2 separate regions of the Mus musculus genome follow, and region 1 is linked to region 2. A link is a contact called in ENCODE POLR2A ChIA-PET data. All regions are on one chromosome and are shown on one strand. Each heading gives the region's core, a stretch centred on a gene start or an enhancer-like site at or near the end of the contact. The rest is flanking DNA. Distances are from core to core; before and after follow the strand shown.

Region 1 (3,733 bases), core at 520-3,019, 130 kb after region 2:
TCTGCTTGCTAATTTTCTCTCTTGGGATCAGGGGGACGTGAACTCCAGCCCTGACTCGTGCTCCTTATGCTCTGAGTACATAGCAAATAAATGAGAGCAAAACACAGCACACCGCTCTGTCTGTCTGTCTGTTGCACATACCAAAGTCTACCTCCATGTGTGCGACCTCTTGCTGATCCTATCTCAGAGCCCCTCTGATTGTGGTGGTGGTGGTGAGGTGAGATCTGAGTTTTCCTGAGCTTCAAGTTTTGTGGAGGAAGGGTTCACCTGGCTCACCATCCCTAGCTCAGGCTCCTACCTGCTGATTTCCAAAGCTGGAGTTGTTGTTAGAGGGCCTGGGGGTGGAGAGGAGGGTACAGGTCTTCCAGGGACTGACACATTAAAGGATCCAGCAGGATGAGAAACTCCATTTTGTGCAAGGCTCAAAGGGGACAAGCAGGGATCAGAGTGGGCCAGTTCTCCTCCATCTCTGAAGAATGTGCACTTAGGTCTTTTCCAATAAGGAAACCTTCCAAGCCTCGGGGCTACAGAGCTGAGTGTCTAGAAGCTTGCCAAGGGCTATGACCCACTTCCATGTAGAGAAGGGATTCATCGGAGGGTTCTGGACTTGTTAGAACTGATAGGGCTTTGTGGTGAATGATTACCCCTGGGCTAGAGTGTGAGGTAGGGTGACACTAGACAGATGTGCACTGGAAAAGTCATTGATGTTCTGCTCTGTGTGGCCTGACCTTATAATCAAAGCAGCTAACTCAGCAATTTCCATATGCTTCTGCCAGGCACTGTTCTTCTAACCATTATTATATGCATTAACACAGCTCTGTAAAGTAGGTACCATTGTACTTTTCATAGGAGGAAACAGGCTTCAAAGAGAGGCTGAGAGGCTATTTAGGATTCGAACAGCAGGCATTACTATATAGAGGCTGTGCTCAGGAATTTTTCAATGAAGCATCCTCAATCGCTCGAATTGGAATCGATTTTTAAATCCTAGTCTATAGTCTCGGCTAGTTGGGAGGCTGAGGTATCAGACATTAGGGACAGGATCACTTTAACCCTCTGGATCGTATAGGGAGATCTGTCTCAACATTAACTAAAATAAAATTAATCACATAGTAGCCAACCATGCTAAAAAGTTACCGTTTTGTCAGTTTTATCTTTAAGCTTTGAAGAGCTGGTGCTCTGAAGAAAAGACCTATGTTAGAAATGACATTAGGGGCTGGTGAGATGGCGCAGGGGGTAAGAGCACCCGACTGCTCTTCCAAAGGTCCGAAGTTCAAATCCCAGCAACCACATGGTGGCTCACAACCACCTGTAACAGAGATCTGATGCCCTCTTCTGGTACGTCTGAAGACAGCTACAGTGTACTCACATATAATAAATAAATAAATCTTTAAAAGAAGAAAAAAAAAAAAAAGAAATGACATTAGAAAACTTTTCGGGAGTCAGGTTCTTGATAAGCTCGACTTCATTTAAGTAAATATTCCCCTTCCGCTGAACGTGGTGGTGCATGTAATCCCCTGCATTGGAGAGGGCCCAGAGTCCGAGGCCAGCCTGGGCTACATGGAGATTATCGCCTTCTCTAAACTGGCGTTGTAGAGCTAAACAGTACCAGGTGCACTCAATGAAAAGCCAGGGTCAGATTGAAAGTGTAGCCGAGCGCGTACCCTCTCACGGGCTCCGCCTGCGCACTGGCGTGCGTCAGCAGTGTTGCTCGTGATTGGCAGCGGTCGCGCACCGTGGTCCCGCCCCCTCATTCTGGAGTTTCCGATTGGAGAAAGCTCATGAGGCCCCGCCCCATCGGCGACCTGGGCAGCCGGAAGGGACCATGGCGGCCGCAGGAGCTGCGGCCACGGACCTAGGTGCGGTGGATTTCAGGTGGAGGGCGCAGTGGGGAGGTCTCGCGGGCAGAATGTGTGGGTGGGGCGCGAGAAGCCTGACAGCTCCCTCCAGCCTGGGGTTGGGGGTCCGCCACGCGGGAGCGGCTTGCTCGGGGTTCCCGGCCGCCCGCACTCCTCCACGATCCCGGTGTGGCGGGCATCGCACCCTAGTTCCCGCGTCTTAGTCGGCCCTCTGTGCCCTCAGAGGTGGTCCGGGGCAAGCGTTCCGCGCTTTTCTTCGCCGCGGTGGCCATCCTTCTGGGACTGCCGCTCTGGTGGAAGACGACGGAGACTTACCGGGCCCCATTGCCTTACTCAGACATCAGTGGGCTGAATGCTCTGCTGGTGAGACTGGGTGGGGAGAACCGGGGCTGGGGGACCGGGGGGCAGCCCAGCTGTAAGGTGCAGACATTGCTAAAGACCCCGATGCCCCTCATCCCTCGCGCAGCTCCGGCTCATGGTGCCAGTCACAGTTGTGTTTACTCGGGACTCTGTGCCCCTGGACGACCAAGAGAAGCTACCTTTCACCGTTGTGCATGAGCGAGAGATCCCTCTGAAATGTGAGTTCCCATGAAGAGGTGTCAGGGCTGCTTTTTCCATCTGAGCCAGGCCCAAAACCCAGAGTTGGAATGCATAGGAGGGGCGAGGGCGACTCATAACTTACTTTAAAATGTTTTATTACATTTACTTAGTGTGCGCGCGCACATGTATGTTTGTGTGGATGTCTGTGCTGTGGAGCATCTTGTGGAGGTCAGAGGATCACTTGCGAAAGTCATTTCTCCTCCCACCATATGGGTCCTGGTCTTGGGGATCCAACTCAGGTCATCAGGCTTGGTATCAAGAGCCATCCGCCTGCTTCCCCCAAATCCTAAGAAAAGAGATCTCCTTTGGAATGTTCACTTGGGGGTTTGTGTTAGTCTAAAGTACAGTGCCTGTCCTTATGACAGTGATTTATGTCATACGGTAAATTATGCCACCTTATCCTTAGCAATTGATACCCATCAGTGCATAGGGAAAGCAGGTTGTAGCTGAAAGAAAACGGGAGTTTGAAGTTACATCGGATGTGTATTCAGACCTTTGTCATTTTAACATCACACACTGTATTGTTAGGCACTTTGTTAGGTACCAAGAACTTGAGGGTGAATAATAAATTGGTAATATTTTAAAGATGTTTATAGTTAACATCAGAAAGAAAGAAACTAGCAAAATACTGTAAGGCAGGAGGTTTGGTCTCGTGGTGGAGTCACGGGAGAGCCTGAACTCCATTCTCACCTGCCGGGGAGTAGAAAAAGGTGCAGAAGGGCTTGGGCAATGTGATTTTTGAGGTTGGGTGTTTCTGGCTTTTTGAGACAGGGTTTCTTTGGGTAGCCCTGGCTGTCCTGGGTCTTGCTGTGTAGACCAGACTTGCACCACACCTGGCAAGGACTCTGATCTTTATTGGATGCATAATCTCATGTTCAGTTTTGTTTTTTCATCAGTATTTTTTTTTTTTTTTTACTAAATGATTTAGGTTTTATTTCGGTTTCATGTGTTCTTTTTTTTTTTTTATTTTAAATTACGTATTTTCTTCAATTACATTTCCAATGCTATCCCAAAAGTACCCCCCCCCTACTCCCCTACCCGCCCATTCCCATTTTTTGGCCCTGGCATTCCCCTGTACTGGGGCATATAACGTTTGCCTGACCAATGGGCCTCTCTTTCCAGTGATGGCCGACTAGGTCATCTTTTGATACATATGCAGCTAGAGTCAAGAGCTCTGGGGTACTGGTTAGTTCATAATGTTGTTCCTCCGATAGGGTTGCAGATCTCTTTAGCTCCTTGGATACTTTCTCTAGCTCCTCCATTGGGGGCCCTGTGAT
Region 2 (3,524 bases), core at 389-2,888:
TTCAGGGATTTCCTGAAGCCTTTGAGTTGTTTACTTCCTGAGCTTAAGGAACTTTCCTGAAGGGGAGAATGTTTGATCTCCCTGCAGAACCGGCTGTGTGACCTTTCTATCATGAAACACTCAGAATTCTGAATAGGACTTTGGGTTATGATCCTCCCCAGAAATCCTTCACTGCACTTTCTGTACTACAGGAGCCAGGCCACTGGTACAGACACTTCTGGCTCAGTCCCAAGTCCTGTAACCAACACATATGACATCATTAACAACAGGGTCTTACCATTCAGTTTTGGAATGTTGCTGACAGCAGTGGTAAATAGCCCTATTGTTCTAGAGGCTTCCCTGACCAGCAACTCTAAGGAAGTAATCCACCCTTACTACTAGGGGGTTATATTTATTTATTTTTGAAACAGGGTTTCATGGTCAGCCCCAGGTGACCTGAAACTCAGAGATCTGCCTGCCTCTGCCTCCCAACAAAGGCACACAGGCCCATGCCACCACATCCGGCTTTCTCCCCTACCCCCCCCCCTCTTTTTTTTTTTTGAGTCCTGATCTTGGCTCTCCTGGAGCTCACGATGAAAATCAAGCTGGCCTCGAACTCAGAGATCTACCTGCAAGTGTGTGGATTAAAGGCAAACATCACCATGGCCAGCCTATCCTCTGCTTTTTGAGGTACACCTATTCTGGCTTTGGAAGCTGATTGGAGGTAAACTGAGAGATGTGACGTGAGGGATATCTGTGAAGCAGCTCTCATTCATTCACATCGTCTTGTACAGAGTTGGTTAACCCAGTGTGCATGTGAGAAGTCACCTCAATACTCAGTTCTCCCAGGGGCCTGCCCGAATGTGTAGTCCCATGAGGTGCATGTATAGGACAGTTGCACATATACTTTTTTGTTTTGTTTTGTTTTTGTTTTTCGAGACTGGGTTTCTCTGTGTAGCCCTGGCTGTCCTGGAACTCTCTCTGTAGACCAGGCTGGCCTCGAACTCAGAAATCAGCCTGCCTCTGCCTCCCGAGTTGCTGGGATTAAAGGCGTGCGCCACCACCACCCCGCACACATGTACTTCTTATGTTAGATCTGTGTAGACTTTTGGCGTCATCGTGTGTGATATACGAGTGAAGTGTGGACGCTGTGTTTGAGCAACGTGAAGGTTTCCTACTGGGATGGAGTTACCACGAATGTAAGTCACCTTACTTTCTCAACAGGAAAATAGGGCACTGTGGGGCCTAGGGATTGGGAGGAAATCTGAAGGGTAGATCTGAGGGGGATGGGTCTGGCGATCCGGGGTTAGGGGGCTTTAGGGTGTACTATACACAGTGGAGGAGGGACTTGTCACCAAGGAGACGCAAAGCCAGGATACCTGCAAGGACATACGTTCATGAAGATTGGTCCCTGGCTAACCTCCAGAAGGCGTGGCGGTCCTGGTGCTAGAGCTTGAATTTGGAAGGGGCGGGGCCAGCAACTGTTGTGGGCGGGGCTCTGGGCTAGAGTTTTCTAGAAGCAGGGACCAGCAAGGTGCTAAGTATGGGACTGAGTGCTGGGTCTGTAAGGTAAAGGTAAAAGCCCGTACTGGCGTTAAGGGTGTGACGAAGGGACTGGAAGGAGCTGGAGATCCCGGATGAAGAACCCGACTGACGCTTAGACCCGGGCTGGAAGACCTGAGGGGGGGAGGCGGGCGGGGGGTTGGGCAAGCATGAGGCGGAGCTAGGGGCTGGACTGGAGCTTACAGCTGGGCCGAGGGCTCGACCAAGCTGAGGTTCAACGTTGAACTCTGCGAGGTAGGGTCCTGTGGAAGAACTGGGCTGACAGCGATGTGGGTCAGGACGACAATAACGGTTAAAAGATGGACTGAGGAAAGGTCTGGCCGCAAAATTGAGAGAACCGAGAGAACTGGTAAGGGGCGGGGCAGAAGGATGGGGGCGTGGCTGGGCGTGGCTCTGGAAGTTTGCTTGACTTGGCTTCCTCCCGACCCAGGCTCAGCTCTTGAGCATTAGGCTGCAACCTCTGGCCTGGGCTACCGCCCCAAAGGCGCTAGGGTTCGGTAGAACCCTTGGCCCAATGCTCATCTGGGCTCCAGGGCTGGGCGGCCAGTTCCATTGACCTTGAGGGTGGGAAAGCGTCTGAGTATTCCACAAGTGACATCATAATCACCTCCAAGTGCCTAGCTAGGAGACATTTCCCAGAACAGGGCTCACTGGCCTCTCTTGCACTCTCCTCTCTCTCTCTCTCTCTCTCTCTCTCTCTCTCTCGCTCTCGCTCTCTCGCTCTCTCGCTCGCTCTCTTTCTCTCTCTCTCTCTCTCTCTCGCTCTCTCGCTCTCTCGCTCTCTCGCTCTCTCGCTCGCTCTCTCGCGCTCTCTCGCTCTCGCTCTCTCTTCCTTTTTCTTTCTTTCTTCCCTCCACACACCTTTTGTTTTGTTTTGTTTTGTTTTTTCGTTTTTTTTCGGGACATGGTTTCTCTGTATAGTCTTGGCTGTCCTGGAACTCACTCTGTAGACCAGGCTGGCCTTGAACTCAGAAATCCCCCCTGCCTCTGCCTCCCAAGTGCTGGGACTAAAGGCATGCGCCACCACTGACCGGCTTTTTTTTTTTTTTTTTTGTCCCTCCACACACATTCTTTTGGCTGCTCTAGTGCCTGTCCTCTGGGCCTCAAAGGAAGGGAGGGGTTTTGCAGGATAAGGAGGATCCTCTACAAATAAATGTGCATTTTGAGTTAGGTCCCTGCTACCTGTCCCAACGAAGAGACCACATGCTTTTCTCTTCCTTTCAAGCTATTACCATCTTCATTCTGCCACAGGAGCTCTGGACCGACTGCCTTGATCACCGCTCCCCTCTGTCCTCTTTGGACAAAGAGGCAGACTATCTCTCCAAATCCCACTTCTCGTTGATCCTTCCTGTTTTCCCTCCCAAACAGCTGATGTTGTCAACATCTATTAGGAGTATTAGTGGAAGGCAAACAGGCTTCAGCCTTGCATAAAGCCTGCTAGAGTGACAGGAGGAAAGGAGTCCAGTGCAGTTTGAGCCTGGCCTAGGCACAGGCCTTTACTGGAATAGCTTTAGGATTTGAGCGCCACAGGGGAGGCCCTGCATCAAGATCAAAGAAAGGAAATCAGAAGTGAGGAATCCGCAAGGTGGGGATTAAAAGCAAATGTTTTGGGGGTGACAACTGGATAAGGCAGGAGCTGAATCTAGTTTCAGGGCTTGGCCTTGGAGCTGTGGCATAGGGTACTTAGCTTAGGATATGTGTCTCCTTAGCCAGCAAGGCACACTGGCTTGGGAGCCAAGAAGACCAGCTTTTCTGCCTCTGCTGTCACCTTTCATCCTGAGCAAATTACTTAGTCACTCTGGGTCAGGGTCCCTCAATAAACAATTTAGAATCAAAGTCATACTTTAAAAGCCCACCGTAGGGTCCAGCATTGTGAAAGTGTATATCCTGGGAGATTATCTCCCCCATTACAGCTCACAGGAGTGCTAGGAGCTGGGCTTCCAGCTTACATGTAAGAGTGCTTGCTTAGCGTGTGTGAGGCC

Evidence for each region. ChIA-PET counts read pairs that join two places held with the same protein, here RNA polymerase II (POLR2A).
Region 1: POLR2A ChIA-PET joins it to region 2 with 13 read pairs in embryonic stem cell. The contact joins the promoter of Pigs here to the promoter of Proca1 in region 2. POLR2A ChIA-PET finds 5 or more read pairs at or near these places in 4 of 5 experiments (Patski and embryonic stem cell).

What each region holds. Positions count from the first base shown.
Region 1 is chr11:78,326,653-78,330,385 of GRCm38, forward strand. Pigs (phosphatidylinositol glycan anchor biosynthesis, class S) reads left to right here and starts at 1,770. Exons shown (of 12, transcript NM_201406.1): 1 at 1,770-1,856; 2 at 2,080-2,219; 3 at 2,323-2,434. The coding sequence starts at 1,823. It overlaps Aldoc (aldolase C, fructose-bisphosphate), which reads left to right. Exons shown (of 9, transcript NM_001303423.1): 9 at 1-1,129.
Region 2 is chr11:78,193,064-78,196,587 of GRCm38, forward strand. Proca1 (protein interacting with cyclin A1) reads left to right here and starts at 1,639. Exons shown (of 4, transcript NM_001368876.1): 1 at 1,639-1,891. The coding sequence starts at 1,810.